2 separate regions of the Mus musculus genome follow, and region 1 is linked to region 2. A link is a loop called in an ENCODE intact Hi-C map of the cell type or tissue named here. Cell type or tissue: left cerebral cortex. All regions are shown on one strand. Links, peaks and the distances in the headings refer to the core of each region. The heading gives the core; the rest is flanking DNA.

The links. A loop is a pair of places that touch in the nucleus more often than their neighbours do. Peaks named below come from ENCODE experiments on the same cell type or tissue, not always from the same donor. Only the 100,000 strongest peaks of a DNase experiment are listed, where the experiment ranks them.
Region 1: it touches region 2 in a loop (2.9-fold over the local background); 10 of 42 quality-filtered maps call a loop at or near these places.

What each region holds. Positions count from the first base shown.
Region 1 is chr11:49,327,817-49,330,734 of GRCm38, forward strand. It overlaps Olfr1391 (olfactory receptor 1391), which reads left to right. Exons shown (of 1, transcript NM_146468.1): 1 at 1-532. The coding sequence ends at 532. Among named protein-coding and RNA genes, the nearest start is that of Olfr1391, 1.9 kb to the left of the region's middle. In left cerebral cortex, for the core only: no CTCF peak of the experiment used is centred there; DNase peaks (open chromatin) are centred at 1,479 and 2,013; H3K27ac peaks cover 409 bases.
Region 2 is chr11:49,383,397-49,386,314 of GRCm38, forward strand. No RefSeq gene overlaps it. Among named protein-coding and RNA genes, the nearest start is that of Olfr1390, 44 kb to the left of the region's middle. In left cerebral cortex, for the core only: no CTCF peak of the experiment used is centred there; no DNase peak of the experiment used is centred there.

The DNA of each region.
Region 1 (2,918 bases), core at 126-2,625, 56 kb before region 2:
TATGCACCCTCTTCTGTGCCAGGCTTTAGCTATCTCTTCTTGGGTAGCAGGCCTCGTGAACTCTCTGATCCAGACAGGTCTCATGATGGCCATGCCTCTCTGCAGGTATCGACTGAATCACTTCTTCTGTGAGATGCCTGTCTTCCTCAAGTTGGCTTGCAAGGATACAGCTGGAACAGAGGCCAAGATGTTTGTGGCGAGAGCCATAATCTTGGTATTCCCAGCAACATTGATTCTAGGATCGTATGCCCACATTGCCAGGGCTGTACTGAAGGTCAAGTCAACATCTGGTCGCAGAAAAGCTTTTGGGACGTGTGGATCACACCTCCTTGTAGTTTCTATGTTTTATGGCTCAACCATCTACACGTACTTGCAACCAAATGACAGTTATTCTGAGAATGAGGGAAAGTTTGTGGCCCTTTTTTATACTATAGTTACCCCCATGCTCAACCCTCTGATCTATACACTGAGGAACAAGGATGTAAAGGGGGCTCTGTGGAAGGTGCTAGGGAGAGGCACAGACTCCAGGTAGTAAAAACAAAACAAAACAAAACAAAACAAAACAAAACAAAACAAAACAAAACAAAACATTTTGTTTCTGTAATAGCTTCAGGAGAATTGAGCCCAGGGTTCTCTAGGAAACAATCCTTCTTGGCTTGTGAAGACGAAAAGATTCATTGGAAAAGACAGAGAGATGAGACAAGATAACATGGGGTAAAGTGCTCAAATTTCAGATGTGCATTTATGAAGCTGTCAACAAATATTAAGCATGTCCTCAGTAGGCACCAGGGCTCGCTGCCTTCCTTGTGGAAGGTGGAAGCAAGGAGCTCCTATGGTTCATTTTAAGTCACTGTCTGGTCATTGCTCAGCAGTGGGTAAGTGCTGATTGTTACACAGCCTTCAAAAGTAAACTGAGTGAAGAAGAGTGCACTCTGAGGAGTTGTGGGGAGTGAAAGAATTAATTAATTAATTAATTAGTTAGTTAATTAATTCTGAATGACTTTTCACAAAGTCAGATCCTAATGTGATGTCACATAGTTAGTGGTATGTCCCTAGGCAGAGCACACAAATTCACTGTTGCTGTTTCTAACTTTTGGTGGCCTTATCAGACTCTTGCTGTTTCAGAGTCTGTTTCAAAAGTTTATCACAGTGTTTCCTCTTTTATGATACTTGGAGAAAATAATCAGATCATGCACAGAGCCATTTCATAGAGTATGTGACTTTCAGACATGGCTATATTTACTTAAATAGAGAAACTTCAAAACCTGCCTCTTGTGACACATCTCCTCCCATATGGCCATACCTCCTTATCCTTCCCAAAGAGTTTTGTCAACTGGAGATCATGCATTTAAATATATGTATCTATGGGGGTTGTTCTCATTCAGACTACCATACCTTCCCACTGATTGCCTTGGTCTTCATGCTGAAAAGCCCAGGACTTTGCTACCACATATGTTTGTGCTTACACCTTGCTGGAGCTCTGAGTGGTCCAAGCATCTATTTTACCTTAGTGTTAGTTTCTTGTTTAATAAAATGAGCATTATATTAACCACTCTCAGCATTTGATGTGTAGTGTATCTACAATAAATATTTTCAGTACCTGTTCTTGTTAAATAGAAAGTAAAGTAGTTTAGAGTAGTGTTTCTCAACACACACACACTGTGGAGAGGGTGAGTGTAATCAGATTGTATTATATACTTGTCTGGAATTGTCAACAATTAAATTTAATAAGCAAGCTCTGTCAATGTGGTATATCTTTCAGTACTGAGGATCTCCACCTCTTATGTCCCAAGAAAGACTCGAGAAAGTCTTTCACAAAGCACTGTAGTGGTGTGCACTTGTTCCCTGCCTCTTTTTCTGAGAAAAAAAATAATATAAAAAGTGATTCTGTGACTTCTTTCTCAAAACATACTAATAAAACTGCAGCATTTTGATGTCTTGAAATTCTATATCGCAATTAAGAAGAGAACTGTCTCAGGGGACAGCTATTTTTGCTTACTGCTCATTTCTTCTATTTTATCTGCATTGGGATATATTTTTAGTAGTGAGTGGGAAAGATTTTCATGCTCAGAACAGAAGCTATCTCATTTTAATCATGGCTTGTTCTACTTACTAAATTCTTGACACAGACAACTTTTAGCATGAATTTGTGCTTAAGAATCAAAAGTGTTGTAGGACTTTCTATCTTTCCCTCCCCCTATCTTTCTCCTTCTTTTCCTTTTTCTCCTCCTCTTCCTTCTTCTTCTCCTTCTCTTCCTCCTCTTCCTCCTCCTCCTTTTCCCCCTCCTCTTCTCCCTCTTCTTCCTCTCTTTTCTCCTCTTCCTCTTCTGCTTTCCCTTCTGCTTCTGCTTTGTCACTCTTCTCTCTCTTCCCCTCCCTCTCTTTCTCTCTCTCTCTCTTACTCTCTCTCTCTCTCTCTTCCTCTCTTCCTCTCTTCCTCTCTTTCTCTCTTTCTCTCTTTCTCTCTCTGAAAAGTTATCTCACTATATAGGATCTTGGACTCAAAGACATCCTCCTGCCTCTGCCTCCCAAGTGCCAGTCCAACTCAGATAGGACTTTCTACTGTGAAGTTTACTCATCTTGAGCAAAGAAATGTTAACAGGATGTAACACAAGAAGATAAGGCTGATTTAATGTCATCATTAATGATTACAATCTAAGAGCATTTCTTGGGTGTGAGTTTAGGCTTTAATGGCTCATCCATTTCTCCAGCCTAATTTAAGAGCATTTTAATTTAATTTTTTTCATACACAATATGTTTAAATGATTCATTTATTCTTGTTTGTGCAATTTGTGCATTGGTGTTTTGCTTCCATGTAGGTTTGTGTGAGGGCGTTAGATCCCCTGGAACTGGAGTTACAAAGAGTTGTGAGCTGTCATGTGGTTGCTGGAAATTGAACCTGGGTATTCCGAAAGAAC
Region 2 (2,918 bases), core at 88-2,587:
ACCTTAGATACTGTAGTTTTGAATAATTTCAGCATCATTTATGAACCCAGCAAAAGAGCTGAAAGGAATGTTGACTCTTGGCTGTTTTCATAAGATGTTTCTTACAAGAAAGGGAACACATGGGCACAAAGGAATGAAAGAGTCAAGGTGGTGAGGAGAGGAGACAGGCCATCATCAGTTATCACTGGTCTCAGATTCCATGTCAGAGAGTCAAGGGACAGAAGGTACAAACAGCTGAGGAAATGGCTTCCAACTTTCCCTCCCTGTGTGAAAGGAGGTAATTATTAGATTTTTGTATAGTCTTGATAAGACTCAACACTCAGTGGGCAAGGATCATCTGTGCTGAGCCTTCTGTGAGTACATTCCAAAGTTGCCTAGTTTTCTATTATGTGGACTTCAGCTTTTCATGATGAATCTCATCTGTCTTATACTTCAAGATTTGAAGCTCAGTTCATTTTTTTTTTACTGATTCATATTAGTGTAAATCATCACTTTATTAAGGTTTCCAAATTTTGATTCATTTATAATCACATTAATATTAAGCACATCTATATTCATGAACAGCATCATTTTAACCAGTGCCCCCGGAGCTCGTGTCTCTAGCTGCATATGTATCAGAGGATAGCCTGGTCGGCCATCAGTGGAAAGAGAGTCCCATTGGTCGTGTAGACTTTATATACCTCAGTACAGGGGAACACCAGGGCCGGGAAGTGGGAGTGAGTGGGAGGTGTGGGGGGACTTTTGGGACAGCACTGGAGATGTGAATGAAGAAAGTACCTAATTTTTAAAAATTGCTTTTCTTTTTTTAAAAATATTTTATTAGGTATTTTCCTTATTTACATTTCCAATGTTATCCCAAAAGTCCCCCATACCCTCCCCTCCAATCCGCTACCCACCCACTTCCCCTTTTTGGCCCTGGCGTTCCCCTGTACTGGGGCATATAAAGTTTGCGTGTCCAATGGGCCTCTCTTTCCAGTGATGGCCTACTAGGCCATCTTTTGATACATATGCAGCTAGAGTCAAGAGCTCCGGGGTACTGGTTAGTTCATAATGTTGTTCCACCTATAGGGTTGCAGATCCCTTTAGCTCCTTGGCTACTTTCTCTAGCTCCTCCATTGGGGGTGTTGTGAACCATCCAATAGCTGACTGTGAGCATCCACTTCTGTGTTTGCTAGGCCCCGGCATAGTCTCACAAGAGACAGCTATATCTGGATCCTTTCAGCAAAATCTTGCTAGTGTGTGCAATGGTGTCAGCGTTTGGAAGCTGATTATGGGATGGATCCCCGTATATGGCAGTCTCTAGATGGTCCATCCTTTTGTCACAGCTCCAAACTTTGTCTCTTTAACTCCTTCCATGGGTGTTTTGTTCCCATTTCTAAGAAGGGGCAAAGTGTCCACACATTTTGTCTTCGTTCTTCTTGAGTTTCATGCGTTTAGCAAATTGTATCTTATATCTTGGGTATCCTAAGTTTCTGGGCTAATATCCACTTATCAGTGAGTACATATTTTGTGAGTTCCTTTGTGATTGGGTTACCTCACTCAGGATGATGCCCTCCAGGTCCATCCATTTGCCTAGGAATTTCATAAATTCATTCTTTTTAATAGCTGAGTAGTACTCAGCAGATGCTGGCAAGGATGTGGAGAAAGAGGAACACTCTTCCATTTTTGGTGGGATTGCAAGCTTGTACAACCACTCTGGAAATCAGTCCGGCAGTTCCTCAGAAAATTGAACATAGTACTACCGGAGGATCCTTCAGTACCTCTCCTGGGCATATATCCAGAAGATGTCCCAACCGTTAAGAAGGACACATGCTCCACTATGTTCATAGCAGCCTTATTTATAATAGCCAGAAGCTGGAAAGAACCCAGATGCTCCTCAACAGAGGAATGGATACAGAAAATGTGGTACATTTACACAATGGAGTACTACTCAGTTATTTAAAAATTGCTTTTCTTTAGAAAAAAATATAGAATAGGAATGGTTAAAATGTCAAAACATTATTTCACTAAGTTAGAAACTACATTAGAGGGGCTGGAGAGGTAGCTAAGAGGTTAAGAGCACTGACTGCTCTTCCAGAGGTACTGAGTTCAAATCCCAGCATGCACATGGTGGCTCACAGCCATCTATAATGAGATCTGACACCGTCTTCTGGTGTGTCTGAAGGCAGCTACAATGTACTTACATATAATACTAAATATATAAAAAAATTTTAAAGAAAGAAACTACATTAGAAAGTGTTTATTTCCTTTATGTCACCCAGGAAGCACATTTCTGTGACATTTGTGTGTTCTCATGAAGAAGAATGGATTTACTAATTCATTTAACAATATTTGTTGAGTTTTGTTCATTCCCTAGACAGTGTGTTTGGAGATGGATCTTCAGCAGTTAATGAAGCAGACCTTGCTGCACGGTCAAGATAAATGGTACAGACAAAGGTTTCAGGACCCAGAAAGATATGAGCTTCATGAACTTCCTAATGTGGAAGGTAAAGTTTCCAAACTAAATGTAGAATGCTGGTCACTAGAGTTTGGAAAGGCAGGTGTGCAATGTGAATAAGGGGAGGCTGGGTTCTGTGAGTTTATATTGTATATTGAATTGCCTCACAGGACCCAGTTACAGGTATAATTTATACATGTCAATAAAAATGAAGTCATTAAAATAGATAATAGAGATCTGTGGGAGATATCTTGGATCCCAGACTGCACCGAGACTACTCTGCACAGGTGAGAGTGTGTAGTAAAGAAGCTAACAGCTTCTGGGACAGAAGGGAGCCACAGAGCTTCTGAGGCCACCCCCTTTTCGGGCTCCAGACATCCGGGCACCTTCCTTGCCAGAGGATAGGTGTCCACCTGGCCCAGGAGGACTTTACCTGAGCATCTGCGGGAGACATCTTGGAACCCGGACTCCACTGAGACTA